2 separate regions of the Mus musculus genome follow, and region 1 is linked to region 2. The links are chromatin loops, found by intact Hi-C in ENCODE. Cell type or tissue: heart. All regions are shown on one strand. Each heading gives the region's core, and the rest is flanking DNA. Links, peaks and the distances in the headings are about the cores only. Region 1 overlaps Tjp2 (tight junction protein 2). Region 2 holds the start of Fam189a2 (family with sequence similarity 189, member A2).

Region 1 (12,118 bases), core at 1,380-9,379, 71 kb before region 2:
GAGCCACTTCGGTTCTAAGTGGGCCTGTAAATTGAGTACTATGCATGTTTTTTTGTTTTTGTTTTAAGATTTATTTTTATGTGTATTGGTGGTATTGGTTTTTTGTTTTGTTTTGTTGTTTGTTTATTTGTCTGTTTGTTTTTGCTTGTGTGTATATCTCTGTGAAGGTGCCAGATCCCCTAGAAATGGAGTTACAAACAGTTTGTGAGCTGCCATGTGGGTGCTGGGAGTTGAACCCGGGTCCTATGGAAGAACAGCCTCTTAACCACTGAGCCATCTCTCTAGACCGATGTACCTTACCAGCTTGTATTTTTTTGTGTACTTAATCTTGTATCTTCCTTCATTTTTACTGCTAGCAGTAGTAACTTACTTTGTAGAGGCTAGTCTGACCTGAGTTCCGCCTAAGTGGGCTGGTAGAAACCATTACAGGGTCACAGATCCTAGTGTAGCTGAGACCAGACTACAACTGGTTTCTCTGACTACATCTCATGTCCTTTATATAACCCAGCTAGGTAATTCAGATGTCAGAAAGGATCATGTGTAGTTTGGTTATCCCTTGTCTAAAGTGCTTACGATCAGAAATGAGTCGTATTTTAGATTTTGGAGTGCTTTTATAAGCATTTTAGAGATGAGACTCAAGTCTGAACATGGGATTCACTTTTTTATTTTATTTTATTTTTTTTGCATGTGTCGTAGCCATAGAGCCAGCAGGTGATTTTCTGTGATCATCTTGATAGTTCTGTATATGACAGTTTCACAGTGTGGGATTTTTACTCGGGCGTGGTGGTGTGCACTCTTAGAAACTTTCAAACCTCGAAACATAATCTGATTTGAGATTTTGAATTAATCAGTACTGTATTAATAATTCTTCATTTTAACAGATGAAAAATGGAGCCCACATGATAACCATGTGAAACCAGGGGACTCATTTAACCTCCCCAACCCCCATACTTTGGTTCAAGTCTATTGAGTGGCTGGGAGGTTCCCTTAGAGGGTCAGATTTGAGCTTTATGCAAGGATGTGAGAAATCAGTAGGGGAAGCCTAGGGTTGTGGAAGAAGAGCCAGGCTTCTGAGCTTGCAGAAGGTAGCTGGTACCTGTGGGTGCTTCCTGTCCTAGCTAGGAGTCGGCTGTTGGCTCTGCAGCACAGGCCATAGACACTGGCACAGAGTCCGTTGAGGATCGGGAAGAATGTCATATGTGGAAAGAGTTTGCCCTGGATTGGATTTCAAGACGCTTGAGAGGAGAACTATGACTGAGGTCACCATCAGGCCTCAGAAATAGGCTCTGGCATAGTACAGTGTTTTCTTTCTTTTTTAAAAATTCGCTTATTTATGTGTATGGTATTTTGCTTATATGTGTGTGTCTATGTACCACATGTGCACATGTGAGCACTGCCCAGGTAGGCCAGACACTCAAACATGGGTCCTCTGGAAGGGCAACCAGTGCTTTTAACCACTGAGCCTTGTCTCCAGCCCCAAGCACATCTTTTTTTTTTTTTTTTTTGGTTTTTCAAGACAGAGTTTCTCTGTGTAGCCCTGGCTGTCCTGGAACTCACTTTGTAGACCAGGCTGGCCTTGAACTCAGAAATCCGCCTGCCTCTGCCTCCCAAGTGCTGGGATTAAAGGCATGCTCCACCATCACCTGGCCAAGCACATCCTTTCTGATGTAGGCTGATTGAGAAGCAAGGCATTCAGAAGTGAAGCTAGAGGGTCTGTGGAAGTACCACTGAGTGTCAGATTGGCCTCCAGTTCTTACTGTACATTGCGTGCCTGATACAGTGAGCCATGTAGTCTTCAGGGCAGAAAGTACAGGCTCATTGATTGCTTGGACAGAGAATCCCATTTCTCTTTTTTTTTTTAATTAATTTTTTTTAATTACGTATTTTCCTCAATTACATTTCCAATGCTATCCCAAAAGTCCCCCATACCCTCCCCCCCCACTCCCCTACCCACCCACTCCCACTTTTTGGCCCTGGCGTTCCCCTGTACTGGGGCATATAAAGTTTGCGTATCCAATGGGCCTCTCTTTCCAGTGATGGCCGACTAGGCCATCTTTTGATACATATGCAGCTAGAGTCAAGAGCTCCGGGGTACTGGTTAGTTCATAATGTTGTTCCACCTATAGGGTTGCAGATCCCTTTAGCTCCTTGGGTACTTTCTCTAGCTCCTCCATTGGGGGCCCTGTGATCCATCCAATAGCTGACTGTGAGCATCCACTTATGTGTTTGCTAGGCCCCGGCCTAGTCTCACAAGAGACAGCTATATCAGGGTCCTTTCAGCAAAATCTTGCTGGTGTATGCAATGGAGAATCGCATTTCTATGCAACTCTTTTCATACGGTTCTTCCACTATTAAGCCTGACTCCTAAAAGCCACGTAGAGGCTACACAAAGCCTTTTTATTGCCCTTTCACCCCAAGTCCATCTACAGGCTGGGGCTGGTTTTTAGGCCTAATCAGAAGTACCATGCGCTATGAATTAGTAAATGGAAGTGCTAGATTTGCTCTGGTGAGCACAGTTTAAAGTCATGTTTTCTGTCCTATGCGGTCTCCTTAGGCTCAGTATCCTATTCCCTGTTTCCTCTTTGTATAGTAATAAGAGAATGCTTCCACAGAGAAGATTTTAATTATGACGATATTAAAATCTTTTCCATTATGAGCTTAATATGCCCATTAAGACATACTTTATTTAGAGACTTGCTCAAAGGCAAGTTGGCTTGTCAAAATACTTTAAAATGTTATGCCTGCATACCTCTGTCTCAGGGGAAATATTTAGTATAAAATGCATTTTTACATATATAGCATAAAAGTGAAATTTGAACTGCATGTGTTCTTAGAGCCTTTGAAATGCTCAGTTCATGGTTTAAAGACTGCCTTATGGACCTAGAGACCCAAACTAGGCCACCTTTGCGATAAGCTGGCCTGTCAAAGCACCACGGGCTAGTCCAGATATTTCACCTGCTTTCCAGACTCCGTCAAAATGAAGTTTTTGGTGTTCAGCTCTGGAATTTTGGAGGAGCTTATAAGTGCTATCACTGTAATTATTATCTTTCTATATCATGTTATTGGAAAATGTTTTATTTTATGTAGTATTTCTGTTTGTTTGCTTTGGCCATTGTTTAGTCTTTGAAAAGTTCCCGAGGGGAAATGAATCTTGTATCAGCTGAGAAAAATCCAAACTGCCGTAGATGCTACTTGGATTCCTAGGGAAGTGTAGGGAATGTTGGCCACAGGAAAGAAATAGGCTGTGGGGTGGCTTGCCTGTTATGATGGTATCGCCATGTGAGTGTTAGGTGACCACAGGATAGCTCTCCTGGGGTGCAATTTGTATACTGTGCCATTGACACCATTTGAACAACACGTTTCTGTGGGTTTTAGATCCTTCAGAGTTGTGTAGCCATCACCACAGGCACTTCAGTCAGAAACCTCATTTGTTAGCAATCTTTTCCAGTTTGCATGGTGCCTTTTGGTGCCTCTCTGACGAGGGGTGGGAAGGTACTGCCATACATACCAGAGCTGGGCATGGCTGCCCTGAGGTATGAGCATGCTAGCAGGGACATTGGCAGTGGGAGGATCATTTCAGAATGTCAGTTCCTTGAGTTTGACCGTCCCAGGAAGCCTCTTGAGAAAGAGGTAAAGTGTATGAGTTGGGTACTGCCTCTGAGTGGGACCTAGAAAGGCAGCATTTTCAGGGCTTTGGTAGCAGTGTCCCAGCCCTTGGTTGCCAGTGAGACTCTGGGGTTTTGTTACATTCACCTTGGAGGCGGCACAAATGGGTTTCTACATTTCTTAGCCCCTAAACTTCAGGTTTTCTTTGTGATGAATTCAGACTGTATCAGACAGCTGCGAATAGAAACCTGTCAAGGACCACTTCAGCTTTCTTTATACACCTAGTTCAAGTCACTTGTTTAGTCCCTGGGTGCAGAGTCTCACTTCCACATTTGCATCTCGGATCATATGCTAGCTGTGATTATGATAATCTTTGTGAAGTACCATGATAAATAAGGACACAAGAAAATCCATGACATCAAGGTTAATTTCCTTGGGCTAGCCAGTGTTTCCGCTCTGTCCGATGCTGTGAATTATTAATAACTAAGGAAGCTGTGAGCTCATTCATAATTGCCCAAGGTCAGAGGTGGAACTTTTTCAGGTTTTCAAGACAGGGTCTCATGTATCCCCAGGCTGGCCTCAGACTTACTGTAGCCAGTGATGGTCTTGAACCTCAGATTCTTGCCTCTACCTCCCAGGTAGGTACAGATAGATAGACACCACCATACCCCTCTTTGAGATTAAAGTTTCGTAAATGAAAGAAAAGTCAAATTTGGTTAAAAGAAAACTTAAAGCTTGATTACTCAGAGATTTTGTGTAATGATTCCTACATAATGATTCATTTGGCTTTAGAAAAGATATGTACTGCCCTCTACTAAAGAGCCATGAAAGCATAATTTGAATGGCAGTTTTAGTTTATGTGCATCCTGATCGTTTGCATTTTAGATCAGTTTTATATTAGTGTAATGTTTTTGTGTGTGCATGCGGGCATGTGTGTGTGCATCATGTCCATCAGGCTGGTTGGCCACTGAGTGCCCAGTATCCGTCTGTCTTCACTTTCAGTGCTGAGGTTATAAGCACACACACCATGCCTAGCTTTAATTTTACAGGAGATTTGAATTTCATGTCCTCCTGCTCTCAAAGCAAGCGTACTTACCGTTTTGGAGCCGTTTTTCTTGCCTAGTTTATCTTTCTTACATCCATATATACAGATTGCTGAACAGACGCGGGGCATGTGTCTGTTAGCATCTGCCGCCTGTGCTCTAAGTTGGTGCCTTTGTCTGAGCTGTGTAGGACAGTGGCCCGGGCTGCAAGCTCAGAAAATAATTTTCCAAGTTTGTACATAGATTTCTTTATTTGCTTGGTGTGAAGTATAAGGCTCTTTGTTCCCATCCCATGATAAAAATAGCCTGACAAAAGTTGCTAAAGGGAATAGGTTTATTTTAGCTCACAGTTCAAAGTACAGTCCATTTGCTCTGTGCTCTTGAAAATATATTTTCTCTCTCTCTCTCTCTCTCTCTCTCTCTCTCTCTCTCTCTCTTTCTTTCCCTCCCTCCCTCCCTCTTCCTTCCTTCCTTCCTTCCTTCCTTCCTTCCTTCATTCATTCCTTCCTTCTTCTTCCTTTCTTTTTTGATGGACAGGGGCTATGACTCAGTGGTGGAAGGCATATATGGCTTTTGTGATGACCTGAATTCTGTCCTTGACATTGCAAAATAAATAAAAGAAAACCACGTGTGCGCGCACACACACACACACTGGTAACACACTGTAGCTCTTTTGAAGAAATACTTATCGTGAAAATAAGCTCATACAGTCTGTAATGTAAACTAAAACAGCTTTAGTTGCATTTGACCAAAAAGGTTTTATGTTTAAGGAACATATATACTTCCGAACTTGGCAAGTTTTTCTTCAAATACGGTATAAATAGAGATGATGTGAATAGCTTCTAGATTCAAGGTGGCTCTGAGAATCGATGCTGACCTTCTGGCTTATGTCTGTAGCCACAATCAACGTGAATTCAGCCAACGATGGCTGGTTTGGCAGCTTGAAGGACAGCATTCAGCAGCAGCAAAACGAAGCAGTCTGGGTCTCTGAAGGAAAGGTATGTGGCCTAGATTCGCTGCCGTGAGGTGAGAGTCTGTGTTCTCGATGCTTCCTCCAGAGGGCAGTGAATGTAGTAAACCGTGATCCAAAAGGGATCAATGTGATCACCAAGTCGGAAGCCTTATCATTCTCCCACAGAGCAATAAAATGAAGGCGGAATGTGATGAACGCTCGCCTACATTCACTTCCCCTCTACTTTTTAATGTAGTAACTAGAAATTGCATTCCGAGTACTCTAATCAGAGCTTACAAGTTCTCCTTCCTAATGCCACACCATACTAAGGACATGGGAAACTCAGAGTGGAGATGAGAGGCAAGGTTGAGAATCATGGGGAATGGCAGTTGAAAAGATACCAAGAGAGGTGCTAACAGCTGGTTAGCAAAGACATCAGTGGAGAACGCATCCAGACGGAGAGCTTGAGTTAGGTGATGTAAAAACACTAGTGATCTTTTCTAGCCCTCTCAAGTCGGATGCTATCCCAAATGTTTAGTTGACTCATGTAGCATCTGCCGAGTGCTTAGTCTCCACTGCTCCCTCTAGAGGACAAATTGAGCAGGATATAGTCTTTGTCCTCAAGATCTTGGCGATGGAACCCAGTTAATTCTGAGAAACATCTCTGCCTGGGTCTGAGAGCCTTGGAAATGGATAGGAATGTGCACAGCACGAGGTAGAGACAGGGATCAGCAGAAAAGCTGGAGAGAAGCTGATTCCCGCAGGCAAGGAAGCTTGGCTCAGCTGGCGTGGAGGATGTAGCAAGGATAGACCAGAGGAGGGTCTTCAGTTTGTGTCCCTGTGCAGAAATTAACCCAAGCATCTATATCAGTTCAAAGCCAAGTGACAGCAGGGAGCTCGAGGTCCCTTCCCTTGCTAGCACATGTCAAGGTTCCCAACACTTGGCTCAGCCCTTGGGAGTTTTCCCGAGTCCCCACTCCCAGGAGCCATGCCACATCCCACTCACCCTTCAAAACAAATTCCTCTAGATGGAAGGGATGGATGATGATGCTGAAGACCGCATGTCCTACTTAACCGCCATGGGCGCGGACTATCTGAGTTGTGACAGCCGTCTCATCAGTGACTTTGAAGACACCGACGGCGAGGGAGGCGCCTACACTGACAATGAGCTAGAGGAGCCGGCGGAGGAGCCGCTGGTGTCTTCCATCACCCGCTCCTCGGAGCCGGTGCAGCACGAGGAGGTGAGGCGAGGCACAGCACACCCTTGGGCAGCTTGCTGCAGGCTGTGAGGCCACGAGGGCGCTGTGGAAAGTATCCTCAAAGGATTGGAGCCCAGGACTGCTAGGAAGGCGCACGGTGAGCCCGTGCCTACATGGCCGTGGCTGGGATCTGTGTGGAAAGTGAAGCCAGATCATGACCTTGGGAAAAGGCTGCGTTTTGGTACCATTCAGTACTCTCTTGTCCTCAGGGGCGATAGATAAATAGATCGGCTTTACGTCCGATGTGGCTGTCCAAATTATAGATGGAACTTTATAAATACGTTGTTGCTGCATTTGCTTGTAACCTTTGATTAGGCCTCTCTCTGTACTCTTAGGAGCCCTGCTTTTCTTCTCATGACCTTTAACCTCCTAATGCTATCCAGGTTCCTGAGTGTTTCCCCATCAGTTTCCTTCTCTCTGTATGTCACCTTTTAAATGCGTTTCACACATCTGATCCAGATGCGCTGGGTACCCAGTGCCACACACTTACACACTGCCAGGGAGCACACACTTACACACTACCAGTGGGCACTAGTATAGGGCAGAGCGATTATTAGTTGCACCTCAGAGGACATCGGAGTGATGATCTTTGTGGACAATGTTATCTGAGTCCTTTTGGATGATAATTATGAAGTCCTCTTTAGCCGGTTAGCTCATTCCAGTAAATGATAAATGATAGAAGTACTTCCCCCCTCTCCCAAGAAAAATCAAGGAAGAAAAAGCCCCCCCCCCACACACACACGTGCGCACACACAGACTATTAATATATAACAGATAAGTAGTAAAGAATAAGCTAATAACGACAGACGTAGGAGGAGCTAATGCTTACGATTACTGCAGGTAGTGACACAGACCTTTAGATTATAGGAGTATTTGACTTGGTTTCTCTTCCTTCCTTTAAAGGTCAGAGCATGGCTGCCTTGTACTCCCACTCTAGTGAAGTGTGTCCTAAGCTTTCTCTAGGGAAGGATGGTGGGTGTCTCTCTTCGCAGTAAGAGAGAGCTGCCCTAGCTCTTCAGCTTCTTAGTTCCCACAGGTGTTCAGAAATCCAGCGGAGCAGAGTGCTCTCTTCTCTCTGCTTGGGCGTTCTTGGTGTGAATGAACTTTTTATGTTTTATAGAACATAAGGAAATCCAGCCCAGAGCCACGAGCTCAGATGAGGAGGGCTGCTAGCAGAGACCAACTTAGGGATGCTAGCCCGCCCCCAGCCTTCAAGCCAGAGCCGCCCAAGGTATGTGGCTGGGAAGCCCAGGATGGGAAGGAGGAGGACACGGGCGCCTTGGAGCCCCTTGGCACCCGGGGGGACACACAATGAGGCTATGTACTGTGTCCTTCAGACCATTGAGTGAGCCATAAAAACCAGGGAAGAGCGAGAGATAAACCCAAAAGCCACTGTGAGAACAAGCTATGATTTTAGGCTTCATGGTGAATGAGTTAATTTGTTTACTTTTTATTTATTAATTTTGGTAGAAAAGTGAAATACTGTCCCAAATGCTGCCCGCCAGAATCACTAATCTTGGCGGTTTTGCTTATTTGTTTTGTTTTGTTTTGTTTTTGTTTGTTCTTTTTCTACCCAAAAAAATTTTTCTGCCCGTAATCTAATTTGGACATACCAGAAACTCCTCACTGATGATCTGCTGAGAAAAACTCGCAACGCTGATGCGTAGAATGCCTCTCACTATAAAAGTATCTTAACTTACTGATTTAGTAAATTATCTAGAATCAACGAAAGGGCTTCAGGGCATGAGTCATGCGGTTTCTTGCCCCAGATCATAATCAGCCAATAACGGTAGGCTTTTCCTTATAGCTCAGTTAAAATTTTTTTTTAACTCAGTAACTTGGATGAGAAGGATTAGTGACTATGTAAGCTGTCAGCAGTAATTAGTTACTTGATATAAGAGGGCACCAAAGGCCTGCGGCAGGGTTGGAACTGAAAGTGAAGGCGCAGCGAGCGCTGGAATGGGGTCCTGTCTGCCCTTTCCCCACTCCAGCTTAGCCTTGCTACCCCACAGCCATGCATAGCTCTCACTTTTTGGCCCAGGCTCATACCCTCCAGGCAGGTTGATCCCAGACAAACCTACTTTTTTCCTCTCCAAAACTGATGTCTTCTGTGAGAGGCCACCATGAAGTGACACTGTTCCACCTCTAACTATTGCTGGCCACCCCACTCTGCCAACACTTCTGTCATTCACAGGTGGGGCTCAAGATGCCGGCCAGGCTGTTTGCCTTGTCATAGTTGACTCTGTCAAGATGGTTACATTGTCCACCTTTGGAAACTGATCAGGAAACACAATGTATTAAATCACTAATGTAGCTCTGAAAAGAAACTAAAAGCCCAAGGTCAAAGGCATGCTGTTGCTCTCTGCAGGCAAGAAGCCAGAACAGAGAAGACTCCTTCGACTACTCCAAGTCAAACCTCCCCGCCACAGCCGGCAGTGAAATCCCGGGGGGATCCACCAAAGGCTATCCTCCCCCTATTGCAGCGAAGCCTGCCTTTGGGCGGCCCATCCTGAAGCCTTCCACTCCAGTCCCTATGCCTGAGAGCGAGGAGGTTGGAGAGAGCACCGAGGAGCAGGAAGATGCTCCCAGATCAGTCCTGGGCAGAGTGAAAATATTCGAGAAGATGGACCACAAGGCAAAATTACAGAGGATGCAGGAGCTCCAGGAGGCCCAGAATGCGAGGGTAATTGTTTTCAACCACCAGGGCATCTTAGCTTGCCCCGTGTGAGAGTTTCAAGATGCTTGCTCGAGGTGTAGCAGGGCACACCCCTTTCCCCACTGCCAGAGTCATGCCAGGCACAGCCACCCACACAGTTCTCTTGTGCTGCTTCTAGCTGGTAGCGCAGCCTTTTCACTTCCAATCGAGAACCTTCCAATCAGTGCCGGGTGTAATGGGGCACGCCTTTAATCCTAGCACTGGGGAGGCAGAAGCAGGTGGCTCTTGGTGAGTTTGGGGCTAACATAAGCATAATCTACAAAGAGTTCCAGGACAGTCAGGGTTATACAAAGAAACCCTGTCTTGGAAAACAGAAACAAGTAAAAAAAAAACCAAAGCCAGATAAGCAAGTTCAGTCCAGATGAGCAAGACTCATCTCCATTCTGCAGATCTGTGTCCCGGTCTGAGCTGGGGGGTTAAAGTCAGTACCTCTCAGATGTTATTGTAGCTGGAATATGGGTGATGGTTAGTTGGTCCTCGGGCCTTTCATGTGTTCCCAGATTTGCCATAGCATACTGGCAGCCATTGGGACAGTGGGCCATAGTTTTTCAGCTGGTAGAATGTTTGAGATGCACGTGAGATATTTCAGTATCAGAGAACCTGTGACCACAGAAGTGGGAGCAGGGCTACAGTCGGCAGGAGTCGGCCAGGGCAGGAGAGTCACTGGAGCCCAGGAGTTAGAGATCAGCCTGGGTGACAAGTGAGGCCTTCCCTTAAAAGTGAGGGGGACAAAGGCAGGACAGGCTTTCTCCCAGTCACCCTCCCCCTTCTCTCTCCTTATTTTTGAAACCTTGCTGATGTTGCCCTGGGTGACCCAGACACAAGATGCACTCCAGCTCCAGTCTCCTAGGTAGTTGGATCCACAAGCCCTACTAAACATAGCATTTATCATTTCAGTCGTTTGTGAGTGGACAGCTCAGTGGTGTAAAGTGTATTTGCCTCACTCTGCAGCCCACACTTCCATCATTCTCAGGACCTTCCCCAATTCCCAAGTGAAACTGTATTCATCTGACAGTGATTCCCCCATCCCCCATCCCCTCTCCCTCCCTCCAGGCACAGCCACACCGTTCATTCTACCCTGTGCCTCTCGGAATTTGATGGTTTAGTGTACTGTCTCAGGGCTCCCCTTCTTCACCATTTGGTGTCTTCCACTAGGCCATACCCAACCACGAAACAGGCTTGCATCTATTTTTCTATTTATGAACTAGAAGGTGGTAGGACCCGGGGACAGGGTCGGGCCTGACCAGCAAGAGACCCATGCAATTGCCCATTCTCTTCCTGTTTCCTCATTACCACAGATCGAAATAGCTCAGAAGCACCCTGACATCTATGCGGTTCCAATCAAGGCCCCCAAGCCAGATGCTGGCCTCCCCCCGCACATGAGGTAAGGGCTGTTTGGTGGGCTGGTCAGAGGAGGAGCTTCCGCAGCAACTGTATTTGGAGAAAGAAAGTACTCTACCCAGATGTCAGAGAGTTAAGAATTTCCTTCCCAGGCTGACTGTTAACCTTACCCTGTCAGTCAAACTTAACTATTAAGATTACAAAATCAAAGGCCGGGCAGAGACAGGCAGATCTCTGTGAGTTTGAGGCCAGCCTGGTCTTCATAGTGAGATCCAGGATAGCCAGGGCTATGTAGAGAGACCCTGTCTCAGAAAGATCACAGAATCGGAAGTTTCTGGCCACTTGCCCTGTGCGCCCAATGCCACATTCGAGCCTTCCATTGAGTTAGGAGGTCACGTGAGCAGATCCCTAGGGCTTAGGTTTCTTTAGTCACTGAAGTTTAGTAGCTCATAGCCAAGCTCCTTAATTCCTTTGTATCACCACGCACAGTCAGGACTCTTGTGCCAAACTGGGTCAGAAGGACTTCGACAGTCAGTGGGCTAGCACAGCATTTCAATGCTGAGCAGGCACTAGGCAGTATCAGTGTCTTTCTGTGGTGATCTGGAGTTGAGTTATGATTTCCTGCTTCAGGAAGCTGGACTCTTGTTTAAAGCACTGAAAAAGTAAGAGGCACGTAGATGGCTCTGAATGGCAAGCTGACACTGACAGAGGTACAAGTGATTGACACTGAAGAGAACTCTTTGCTGGGGGGGGGGGGGCCTGTAGTGGAGCACCTAGGAGAATACATCTTCCTGTGTTAGTTCAGACAACAGGTAGCTGACCAAATAGGCCATGGCCTTGACCCATATCGTATCTCTTCCCTTATCACCCTGTGAGCCAGAAGAGGGGCCAGCAGTGCCCTTCCTGGTGGTCATATGTGCTCAGGGGTTAGGAAACAAGGAAACAATCAGCCCTGCTGGGTTCATAGCTTCAGTGACCCCCGTGGGCATCTAGATGATATTCGCTGTGTTTGATAGCCTCTTTTTTTTTTTTTTAGTTCTAGACCCCCAGAGCCCCAGAAAGCTCCTTCCAGACTTTACCAGGACACCAGAGGAAGCTACGGCAGTGACCCCGAGGAGGAGGAGTACCGCCAGCAGTTGGCAGCACACTCGAAGCGTGGTTACTACAGCCAGCCCTCCCGGTACCGAGACACGGAGTTATA
Region 2 (12,118 bases), core at 2,510-10,509:
ATTTAATAAATATTTTCTGAATGTTCTTGACAATTTGAGGTCACTATAATTAAGAAATTAATGATCCCAGCATTCAGCAAGTGAAGGAAGAGGATCATGTGTTCAAGGCCAGCCTGAGCTACATAGCACGATGGGATAGCAAAATATAAATAAATAAATAAATAAATAATAAAAGGAAAATAAAAAAGGCCACCCCGGTCTACAGAGCTAGTTCCAGGACAGTTGGGGCTACACAGGGAAACCTTTGTCTAAAAAAAAAAAAAAAAAAGAAGCAGAAGAAAAAGAAAAAAAAAAAGGAATTAGAGATTGAAAATAAGGATTTTTAAAAACAGGTTTATTGAAACATAATCCACATATTTCCAATCAAATCACGTAAAACCCACATATAGTCACGTGTATGTGCAACCATTACCACTGTTTTTTGTTACTCCCACGCCTTGTATGTTTAGTGCCAAGCCCAGCCTTGCTGGGTCACCGGTTTACTTTCTGACTCTAAATTTGCCTTTATTGGACTCATACGGTAGAGTCATATAGTATGTGTGTTTTCTGTAATTAGCTTTTTCCACTTAGAAGTCTGGATATTGAAATTGATGAAAACATTTTCAAGAAATATTAAGAGGGATATTCTGGCTTGTTGTTGTTGTTGTTGTTTTTGTTTTTTAGCATCTCACATGGAGTTGACAGACTTGTTACAGGAAGTCACCACGTTAACATGAACCAACTGTGGCCCGCCAAACAAGTGCCAACCGGAGGCTCCATCTCTAGACAAGGAGGCGGGTCATGCCAAAACACGCAGCCTGTGACTATGCTTGGGTCGTTAGTGGTTATTTTCCTTGTGTCTGTGACAAAATGCCCTTCAAAAGTAATGTAACGAAGGTCTATATTTCGGCTCACTGTGTGAGGGTGTACTCCACGGTGGTGAGAAGGCTTGGATGCAGGAAGGGGAGGCAGCTGGTCACATGACATGCGCCGTGGTGGGGGGGGGGGCGAAGGGGAGGGCAGACAGAGATGAACGCTGCAGCTCTGCTCAATTTCTCCTTTTGATTCAGTCCAGGTCCCCAAACCATGGGACCCCAAAGCCATTCAGAGTGAGAGTCGTCCTTTCTAAAACCACCCTCAGAGACATGCCCAGAGGCACGTCTCCCAGGGGACTCTAATTCAGTCACGCTGACAGTGATCATTACTTATCCAGGGCAGAGCAAAACAGTCACTGAAAATGGGACAGACATAATTAAAAATGTCTTCCTTAAGTAAAGAATTAAGGAAGTCTTCCTTTACCGCCCCCAACCTAGGAGTTCCTGAATCGTCAGTGAAGCTGGACACAAAGTATCTCTGTGTTTATTGGGAAACTGAAATAGAATTAGGAGGCATAGGTTTATTTTATTTATATTTCTAATGTACTTATAGTTTGAATCTAAGGAAATTTTTTTTCTAAATCTCTGAACTTTATTTATTTATTTATTTATTTGATGTGAACTCCTGTGCCAGAACAGTCCTCCTGCCTCAGCCTTCCCACTCAGCTGGAACAAGAAGATAACACCACACTTAGTTACCCTTGAACCTCAAGTTCCATCTATCCTCCCTCCCTCCCTCCTTTCCTCTCCACCACTTTTTTTTTTTTTCTTTTGACAGAGTCTTACTGTATGACCCAGTCAAGTCTCAAACTCACAATCCATGGGCCCCATCCTCCTTACTGCTGGAGTTTTTCATTTGTATGTGGGTAAATGAAATGAAATAAAATAAAATAAAATAAAATAAAATAAATTTAAACGTAAAAAAAAATCAGCGGCTGGATGTGGCTGCTGCTGGTCTTAATGAGACAATATACCTGAGATCATAGCTGGGAGCTAGATGGCTTTGTAGTTAAGAGCATTGGTAATTCTTGCAGAGGACCGGGTTCAGTTCTCAGCATCCATACGGTAGGTAACAGTGGTATTTCCAGTTCCAGAGAACTGGAACCCTCTTCTGGTCTCTGCTGGCACTGCACACTGTGCTCAGACATCTGTGCAGGCAGAATGGCCATATTCATAAAATAAAAATAAATGCATCTTTACAAAAAATATGCCTGCGACCTCCAACATACCTTAGAAGCTCTCCAGTGGCTGCTTCCTTATCTTCTCTGACTTCCATGTACTACACAGTTGTTGCAGAGACTCCTGTTTCCTGGAACGCTTTCAGAAGTTGCTTTTGGGTTCACTTGGCGTGCCAACCCTTCAGTTCTGTGCTCCCATTAAGGTCTGTGCTGACAAAGTCCAATGTTAGTGGCTTTCGTTTTTTAAAATCCCAGCCTTAAGGGGCTTTGGTGGGTTGGCCAGGGCTGTACCCTCCTGCCTCTTCCCCAAACGCTAGGAGCTCACATCACTGTTTCCAGTTGAGGTCTTCTCTCACTACCCAAACGGAGCCAGGACAGGGTGGCTATAGCTCTGTCCGTGTTGTTAAAAGCACAGTCAGGCTCATCTTAGTTACCTCCTAAGCTGCAAAGCCTCTCAGTAGGGAGGGGACATAGCTCCTGTCCTTCGAGACTAGAGCCTGAACCTGACAGATCACACACTGCTGTGAGTGGGACACTGGATATTCCAGCCACAGGTAGCCTGATACCAGGGCCTCACTCTGGGTTCTCTTACACACACACACACACACACACACACACCCCACTCTAAACACTTACCTGGAACGATGTCTTGGTTCCCAAGGCATTCTTGATAGATCAACACCAAGATCTTCAAAAGAGCTTCTGCTAAAGACACTTGTATATCCTTACTCCATCACAGTTGTCCTACACTAGTATCTCTGTGGATGTGGCCTGAGAAAGTCTATGTACTTTTCAAAGTTTCCCTGCTAAATCTGACCAGCCCCTCAGACAAAAGTGAATTGCAGCTTTGACTACAGAAACTTGAAACTTCAGGAACCTCTGATACCATAAAGTTTCTCTCTCTCTCTCTCTCTCTCTCTCTCTCTCACACACACACACACAAAAGCTCATTTATCATAGAAACTTGTGAAGCACAATTTTAAAGGCAGTTGACTTCATTGTCTTCTGCGGGAGTTTTCACTGTTAGAAGTATTTAACTTCAACAATGAGAAAAATATGGCTGATACCTTCCTGTTTAACACATCGGTCTGTATTAGAGCCAAGGTATTAGCAATTACTCACAATCACTTTCTACCATTATTTCATAACGACACAGTGTCTAATTTGTCTATCTCAGGGCTTGATTCATTCATTAATCCATATCTTTTCCATTCTCTTATTACTAATAAGGATATCGACACAGCCTTTTGTGTTGTGTAAAGGTCCCTGGGACTCTCCACTAATTCATTTCCCCATAATACCCTCTAGAAAACCTACAACCATAGGGGTCAAAGACTCAGAGTTTAGAGGGGGCATTGAGGCTTTGTGCTGGGATCTATAACAGGCTTAACTCTCCCACATCTCAGTGTGCCTGCCTTGCTTAACCCTTCTTTTGCTGGAAGTCTAACAAACAGTGGTGGGAAATGGCTGAATCCCAGGCTTAAGCACATTGGAGTGATTTGCTGTCCAGTAACTAAGGCCAGAGAAACTTGTGAGATCGCTGAGGGGTATCAGGTACCATTTCACCATGTGCAAACAGTCACCCGTGTAGCAGGACTCGGCTGGGCACCAGTAAGCCTCAAAACATGTACACATAAGCTTGCTTTTAAACTCAATACTCCTTTTTTTTTTTTGACATCTAACAAAATGGCTATCCCTAGACCTCTACTACATGATAATTTGCACATAAAAATCCTGGCATCTGAATACTATCAGAAACCAATATTTTAATTTAAAATACAAGACCCTAACCGCTCAGTAGAGACACTGGATCCATAGGGTGGGGAAAGCCCGTGACTCTGCATTTCAACACACCACACCCCATCATGGTTCTGGAGTCCCTGGAACTTACTTTGAAGCCGTTGCTCCAGTGGTACTGAGAGGTCACGGGGGTCTCTCAGGAAAGCTCTTGTCTTTTTGTAAAACACAACAGCTGGGGACAGGTTGCCAGGGAAGAGGCTTTGAGGAGTTTCTTTAGCAGTTGCCACTGTGACAGGAAAAAAGTCCTTTAATTGGCTTTAGGGGTTGGGTGGGAGTCTGCTGAGGGGTGTGGAAGAGCCCAGAGTGTGAGATGAACAGTGTGCAGAGAGTGGGTCTCCTCGAAAGAAGGCTTTAGGAAAAGGAGGGGAATTTGAGTGATGGGCAGGGGGAAAGTAGGTGAGAGTTAGCCAAAACTTCTTGGAATCAACTTTGATCTCGAGGACAATTGGCTGCTGGATTCCATGAAACAATACAGTGTAGCTATTGTTAGCTTGAACTTTTGCCTACATAAAGAAGGCATCTGGGTCAATTCTTCTAGAGCTTCTTCTTAATGTTGTTTATTCTTTTTTTGTAATAACTTTACCGAGACATAATCCACATATCATGCATACAACGTGTCTTATCTAAACAAAGAATTTAATTCATGTTTTTCACATATTCAGAGACTTGTGCAATCATCACCACAGTCAATCGTAGAATACTTTTATCACCTTAAAAACAACAAGAACAACAACAAAACAAAAAAACCACCATACTCATTAGCTATCCCCCTCCCCCACCCCAATCTCTCCATTTCCCAAGCACTCAACAACCACAAAGCACAAAGCAAATCTCTATGGATTTGTTTGCTGTAGATATTCCATCAAAATAGAATTGTATAGTGTGTGCATTCTGTGACTGGCCTTTAACTTAGCCTGTTTCCAGGGTCCATCCACATTGTAGCATGCATAAGTACTTCATTCCACTGGGTGGGTACCCTGTGTTTTAGCTGTATGTTCATCTAGTTGACTTACTGATGGGTCGCTCCCAACCATCTTTCTACTATGGAAGATTATGGGACAATTTGTGTGCACATCTGACATAGATTGTGTTAATGCCAATTGTCACTTTTGGAGGAACTCCCTACCCTATAAGGAAGGTTCAGTTTCCTCCCCTGCTTTCCCCCTGCCCACCTCTCCCGTTCCATTCCCTGCCTGTTTGACTATTATCTTCTATACCAAGCTGGACTCAGTGGACCTGAATTGATGGTGTAAGAGATCTGTTTCCTACAGTTCAGTGAAGTATGACCGAATACTTAAGCAGGTGGTGGTGTGAAGTCTGAACAGTCGAGCTCTGGTTACAAGAATCTTAAGCACAAATACCAGAGGACAATAATTGCTGCAACTTTAAAGGGTGGGGCAATTTATCTAGACTTGTGCTTCTGAAAACAGGAACAAGACATTCACAGCCGTATACAGGTCGATAACAACAAAAGAGTTGGGGTGGGGGAGAGAAACAGAACAATAAGTTCCCTTAAGTAGGAGTTTCCAGGGAGGTCCTGTGACCTTCTAATGTGTAGATCTGGTAGATTAAGACCCCCTATGGATTTTTACTTGTCTTTGCTACTTTGTGTTTCTACATAGAGATAACACCTAAAAGCTTTGGGCATTTGAAGTCTTTTAGGAAGATCCTTAAGTATAAAAATACGGAGAAGCAGAAAGACCCTAAGTGTAACCATATAGATTATCAGAGTAACCCTTGCTGTGTAATTAGCACTGGCATTGAAAAGTAGATTGTCACCCACACCTCCCCCAACCTCATCCTACTCATAAATATCCCCAAGGGAAAGCGGGTATCCTGACTTCTAATGCAAACATTCTTAGACACAAGGAATGCATTTTTAATGGCATGGTTCAGGTGTCAGGCTCTGGCCAATAGAATAAATAGATTTATTTAGCTGAGAGAATGTCTGAACACTCAAGTAGACACACTGTATTGCAGGGTGTCATCCAGCCTTAAGAATTAAATACTTTTAAGCTTGTGTTTAAAATAAAAGTTATAATCACAGCACTGAAGGGATGAAACTCGTCTTCACCTGCAATTTAAGAGCATCTATTGTAGGTTTTGTTCTTAAGTACACGGGACATCAGATTTTCAGTGTTCATTTAAAAACAAAACAAAAGCCAAACTACACCCTGCCCCCAACCTTGACATTTATTCCTGGGAGCAGTCAGAAAAGAAGTCACAGGTACTATTAAACATGGTGGTTTAATGATTTTAAAAGTGTGTATGTAAACACCCGCACATGTCTAATACATCACATTGTGGGACATAATGTTCAGCATCAATACAGCCTTCGCAAGCAGAACACACGGCCAAACCTGCTTTTCTCTTTTTACTCAACAGGAGGGCATTAGATTCCTTCACCTTTCCAATAAGCCAAGCTTTCAAGGGCTACAACTGGCTGCAAACCGACACTGCTCTTGTCCTTACCTGGAAAAGAAGTTCATGATCACCCTCTTACCTATGATACATGAGCCGTCTAGACATTCTATTAGGGGAAACTTTTGTGCAAAGGCGAATAATTGCTTTTTTTCCCCTCAAAGTTCGATACATATATTATAAATTACCAAGGCAGATTAAGATTTCATTAGACCATTTCCTGCGAAGTTTGGGAGCCTGTGTTCTATCATGTGATGCCAATTAGCTCCCGGTCAAAGCTAAAAGGATGGAGCTTGTGACCCCTGCCAACTGCACAGGGCCGCCCTGGGCTCTTCCATTGTGATTGCTGACTAGTGTCTCCCAAGGTAACCTGGCCTGGCCACTATTGTTCCCACTCTGGTGCTGGGAAAGCACTCTGTTCCCTCCCGGCAGAGCTGCACCGACAGAGCCGGGAACTCTCCATAGAAGCCATAGATGCAGATTGCATTCCCGGGCGGTAACGTCCAGTGAGTGTCCTCTTTCCGGGCTAGGACCTTTTCCCGTCGGGTCGCCCACAGCCCCTCCTCCGGGCGTGGTGGAGGAGGAGAACCACAAGGGACTCCTTTCCTATTTAAAGGTTGCCAGCTCAAGGGACCTGGGTCCACCACGGGTCCCTTGGCGCCGCGGTTGCAGACAGACTCTGACAACGGTTGAGCCGCTAGCTGCATGGTTCCCGCCGTCCCTGGACACTTTTCCCGGTGACCCCAAGGCAACGGCGCACTTGTCACCGTGGGTGACCGAGAGGGGACGGCGGGGGGCGGGCCCCGCGGGGCACGTGGGCGCGGCCGGCGCTGGCCGCGGCAGCAAGTGGTTGGGCCGTGCGCAGTCCGTCCTGCGCGGCGCCGGCGCGGGTGCCCGGTGCGCGGCGCCCTCCGCTCGGCTGCGCCGCCCGCCCGCCGCGCGCCCATGTCTCTGCCGGTGGTGCTCCCGGGCTCCTGCTGCCCGGTGGCGGGGCTGTCGGGCGGACCTCAGGCCGGGGGTCCTGGCGCCGCCACCGCCGCCGCCGCTCAGGAGCCGCCGCTGCCCCCGCTGCGGCCGCGCTGGCCCCGGGGTGCTCTGCAGCCTCCAGCCCGGCCCCGCTGCGCCCCCGCCGCCGTGCTGGCCCCGCCGCCGGCGCTCGCGTCCCGCCGCCCCGCCGCGCCAGGCTCCGCGCTGCTGCCCGCGCGCCCGCTGCTGTCGCTCGGGCTCCTGCAGCTGATCCTGGGCTGCTGCATGGTGGCGCTCAGCTTCGGGGCGCTGTCGCTGAGCAGCTCGCCGCAGGTGAAGAACTCGTGCCCATTCTGGGCTGGCTCCTCGGTGAGTACCGAGAGTACCTCTCTGCGGGGCCCACCCTCGCGGCAGTGTGTTGTGGACGGTCCCTTCCATTGTTTTTGTTTGACCTCTATTGGGGGAGCGGGGACCCTAAAGCCACCTGAAGTGTAGGCGACAATAAGTGGGGGTGGGGTGTGGGAGGTTAGTGTCGGGAGACAGTCAAGTTGAAGGGAGAATTGGATTGCACCTGGCCAGTGTCTGTCCCTTACACGTTAAGGATTTTGTTTCCGTCAAGTTAACATTAAGCACGGTATCAAGCTCCTGAGAGACTCACATGAGGATGGGCGAAAAAGAATTTGAAACTTTTTGTGGCCACTGAATACTGCATTGGCAAAGCAAACTCCGGGAGGACAGGGGTTTTGATAGGTTTTCCTCACTGACACATCAACAGTACCCGTACAGGGTGGGGTACTTCTGGAATGGACAGAGTGACAGAGTGAAGGGGGGAGGGTTGGTTGACTTGTTTTTATTCTTCATTAAGACAAGGATAAATGAAAGATTATCTGGAGTTGGATGACTGAACCCTGAGGAGCTCCGAGGTAATAGGAGGTTGCCTGTGACTGATGACTTATACCTGGTCATTAAAGAAGGGCTCAGACCCTGGGTGGGTTCCTGGAGTCACCAAAGCTGCTCTGCAGAAGTGGATGCTCAAGAAACAGAACCTGTCATTACGGATGCACACCCCAGAACTCCAGAAGTTGGCGCAGCTAGCTGGGGATGTCTGTCCTACCCTGGCGCCTGGCCCCGCCTCCTTGGCCAATGGGGCATAGGGAAGCCCGGCCTCTGAGAAAAGTGGTTGCCAGTGAGCAAGCATTTGTAGACTGGATGGATGGCTACTCATCCCTGCCTCCGAACGGTGTCACAACTTTTAAGGCATCCATAACCCCTTGAGGTTTGCCAGGGGCCTGGAGACTTGGAAGCAGGTCCTTGTGCAAGGACTGTGGAGGATGAGAACGGCAAATGACCTTTCTATAAAAGCCCTACAGTGTCTATAGCTTTTTCTATGATCTTCAGTGAGCCCACAGTTTGTGCTCTACTGGTTAAAACATACCCAGAGTCAAGACCAATTTTTTTTTTTATTAAAGTACGAGAACATATTGAACCTAGTGTAATTGTTCAAGTGGGAACATTAAGAACATAACGTTTTTCTGGCCTAACCCAGAATTTTGTAGTACCTGGTATCAATCTCTACTTCCTCTAAAGACCTTTGCTAAATGGTTCTGTTGGGACCTCAATCCTATTGTGCTATAGAAAGTGAAGTCCAGAACTTAAGTATTAGGTAAAGAGAGTTCCACTCTATTGTTCTGACCCTGAACTCTGCTGCTATCTTTGTGAGCATTCTGGAATACTCTGAAGTGTAGGGTGTCGATTGAGAATAGTGCCTCCCCTGCCTCCTGCCAGGCTTGTCATTCAAATGGCTGCTGCATTTCTTAAGTACCCCGGGTTAGAATCTTGTTTGTATTTTATGGATTTACTTTTTGTAAAATCATAATCCATGTTCTCTCAAGATAGCTAGTTTATTAAAAAAAAATGTTTGTGGGAGGTGCTAGGGAGATGACCCACTCAGTAAAATGTGTGCTGTGTAAATGTGGGGGCCTGGGTGTGGATCCCTGGAACCCACCCAAACAGCTGGGTTTGGGGAGAGGGGTGCCTGGACCCCAGTGCCTGGGGTGGGGTCGGAAGAAGATGGATGCAGTGGATCTTTGAAGTTCATTGGCTAGTCAGGCTAACCAAACGGATAAGACACCCAGTCTCTAAAAATAAGATAAGGTGGAGAGCGTACCCAGTGTCGTTCTCTGCCACCACATACATACAGACATACTAAAAACTATTCACACAACACACACACACACACACACACACACACACACACACACACACACACACAATGTATTTGCTTTTCTCTAAAATTAAAGTCTGAAATTGGTTTGCAATTGTGGATTCTTTCCAAGGTAAGTAAATACACTTAGATGTCAATGAAGCCACAGTGGGATTTGATGAGAAGGAAAGCAAAGCTCACGAACCGGAATACGCAGGCAGGATGGTAAACTGGAATGCGCAGGATGGTACCTGGGCTTGCCACTGGCTGGCCTTGCCCTCAGGCACAAGCCAATCAGACCCAAGAAGGAATCTAGGATTTGGACTTGAATGGGTCACTTCTGTAAGCCATAGTCTATCCTATGCTTATGTCCCCAGGTCAGTACTCAGACCTGGAACTGCCGTTCATTCTTTGTGTATGTGTGACCTGTTCCTAAGGTCAACTTCAGAACTTGCAGGTCGTCAACAGGACCAGTGAATATTAACTGCATCTTCAGAACAGCAGAGTGTAAGGGTTTAAGCAGCTGTCAGTAGATACCATCCATTCTCTTGGTGTTTTAGGAAGAAAAATACCACACTTGTACTGTGTTTTAAACTCATGTAGGTGAGAGAGCTCTATTTAAAAGCAATCCTGTATTAGGAGAAGCAGTAGGCTTATACAGACAGTGTATAACACAACCACAGCCCCCCTCCCCAGCCTCTGGAATGGTGGTCTCATCTGCACCCCTCCTAGGCTCAGCCACTGGTCCCATGTGTCCTGATAGACCCCAGAGCAAGGAATGTCACGCAGGAATTAAGTCCTTTGTGCTCCTGGTCCATTTGGCAGATTAAAATAGCCATGTTATTTTGAAAATCTCAGTATTACATCATTGTACTTTCATGTATAAAAATTTCAGTGTGTGTATTAAAAGAGGGAGAGAGAGAGGGGGAGAGAGAGAGACAGTCAGACAGACAGACAGAGACAGAGAAACAGAGATTAAGAGATTTCATAAAAGTGATCCTTCTACTTTTAACATTTCATTATGAAAAAAAAATTGAAGTTTTAATGAATGTAGAAAGGAGAATGTAATGACCCTGTGTGTTGACCCATCGTCAGCCTCGGGAGCTAGAACATCTGAATATCTGACACTACTCCCCGCCTCAACACACTGAGTTATTCTAAGAGAAATTACAAATGTGCAACTTCAGCATTTCACACTTGTGTGTACATTTCAAAGAAGGGGCCTAATGGCACAATACAACCAACTCAGATGGCTGAAGGAAGGTTTTTATGAAAAATGATGAAAATTTTTGACTTGAGGACTGGAGAAATGGAAACAACTCAATGACCCAGCTTTATTGAGCTGTAGCCTGCATGCCTGACAGGTTACCATGTCACCAGAATTGTCTGGGAGTTTCCAGTGAGTTCACTGGGGCACAGCCACCACCAAAATGGGTTTTAGGAAATTCTTTCTCATCACCCCCAGATCTTTCTCTCCCCATCCTCACCCCTCTGTCCAGATACCACTGACTTCCTTACTTTCTGGCCCTGTAGATTACTTCTACTCTGGACAGTTTATATACATACATATATATTCATATATATGTCTATACATACATACACACACACACACACACACACACACACACACTCACGGGGTCATTATAACAACGTAAGGTCTTTCAGGACTGAATAACTTCTTTTTTTTTTTTTAAAGATTTATTTATTATATGTAAGTACACTGTAGCTGTCTTCAGACACACCAGAAGAGGGTGTCAGATCTCATTACAGATGGTTGTGAGCCACCATGTGGTTGCTGGGAAGTGAACGAAGGACCTTCGGAAGAGCAGTTGGTGCTCTTAATCACTGAGCCATCTCTCCAGCCCCCAGAATAACTTCTTTTGATTAGAATATTTACAAGGCTCGTCCAGTTTAGCAGCACCTCGTTCCTGATCATTGTGAAGTGTTTGAGGCTCACTTGGGCTCTATTATCAGATGCTGTCTCAGAAAAAAGAAAATGCATTTAGATCTTTTTTACTTGCGCATGCTATGATTGTTTTTTCCCCTTGCCAACCTTGGCTAATGACCATTATGCCCAACATTTGTAGTGCTAAGAGAATAGCCAGCTGTCTTTAGACACAGATCATGGTTGGTAAGTGGCTGAGAGTGTCTTGATGTCTGTGTTCAGATTGTGTCATCCTGGTTCTCCGTTTAGGCATGTGCTTAAGTTAATATTTCAATCCCATTGGGATTGTGGGAGATGGCACCTACTGAACAAAGCTGCATTTAATAAAAGAGTAGAGTTCTGTTGGGTTGCCCGTCTGGTTTTTGAACATTGAAATCACCAGCTTTCTTTGTTGCTACTTATTCAACTTTTCAAATGAGTTATGCCTCTCTTTCTCTCTCTCTCTCTCTCTCTCTCTCTCTCTCTCTCTCTCTCTCTTTCTCTCCCTCTCTCTCTTCCTCTCATACACTTTTTCAGTTATAGGGAAAGATAGGTTGTTGAGAAGTTTGATAAATTATTTTCTGCCTATTCACAAGATAAACAGGGCATTTGCAACAGGGCTCTCAGACATCTGTGTCTAGATACAGCAGTTTTTGACAAACGAGCCAGAACATTTTTGCCTGAAGGCATGTTTGTGGATTAGCCAGGGAAAGTAGGGCAGTAGGAGTCTAAGCTTTTGATTTTAATGATTGGTTTCTAAGCTGGAAAATTA

Evidence for each region. A loop is a pair of places that touch in the nucleus more often than their neighbours do. Peaks named below come from ENCODE experiments on the same cell type or tissue, not always from the same donor. Only the 100,000 strongest peaks of a DNase experiment are listed, where the experiment ranks them.
Region 1: a loop joins it to region 2, with 1.8 times the contacts of the local background. A loop is called at or near these places in 4 of 42 quality-filtered maps.

The regions. Positions count from the first base shown.
Region 1 is chr19:24,095,426-24,107,543 of GRCm38, reverse strand. It overlaps Tjp2 (tight junction protein 2), which reads left to right. Exons shown (of 24, transcript NM_001376368.1): 19 at 5,547-5,647; 20 at 6,630-6,842; 21 at 7,981-8,091; 22 at 9,229-9,543; 23 at 10,875-10,960; 24 at 11,954-12,118. Among named protein-coding and RNA genes, the nearest start is that of Gm41824, 21 kb to the right of the region's middle. In heart, for the core only: a CTCF peak has its summit at 6,185 (motif pointing left); no DNase peak of the experiment used is centred there; H3K27ac peaks cover 269 bases.
Region 2 is chr19:24,026,018-24,038,135 of GRCm38, reverse strand. Fam189a2 (family with sequence similarity 189, member A2) reads left to right here and starts at 7,117. Exons shown (of 11, transcript NM_001114174.1): 1 at 7,117-7,588. The coding sequence starts at 7,199. In heart, for the core only: no CTCF peak of the experiment used is centred there; DNase peaks (open chromatin) are centred at 6,935, 7,585 and 8,355; H3K4me3 peaks cover 3,205 bases; H3K27ac peaks cover 2,122 bases; H3K27me3 peaks cover 248 bases.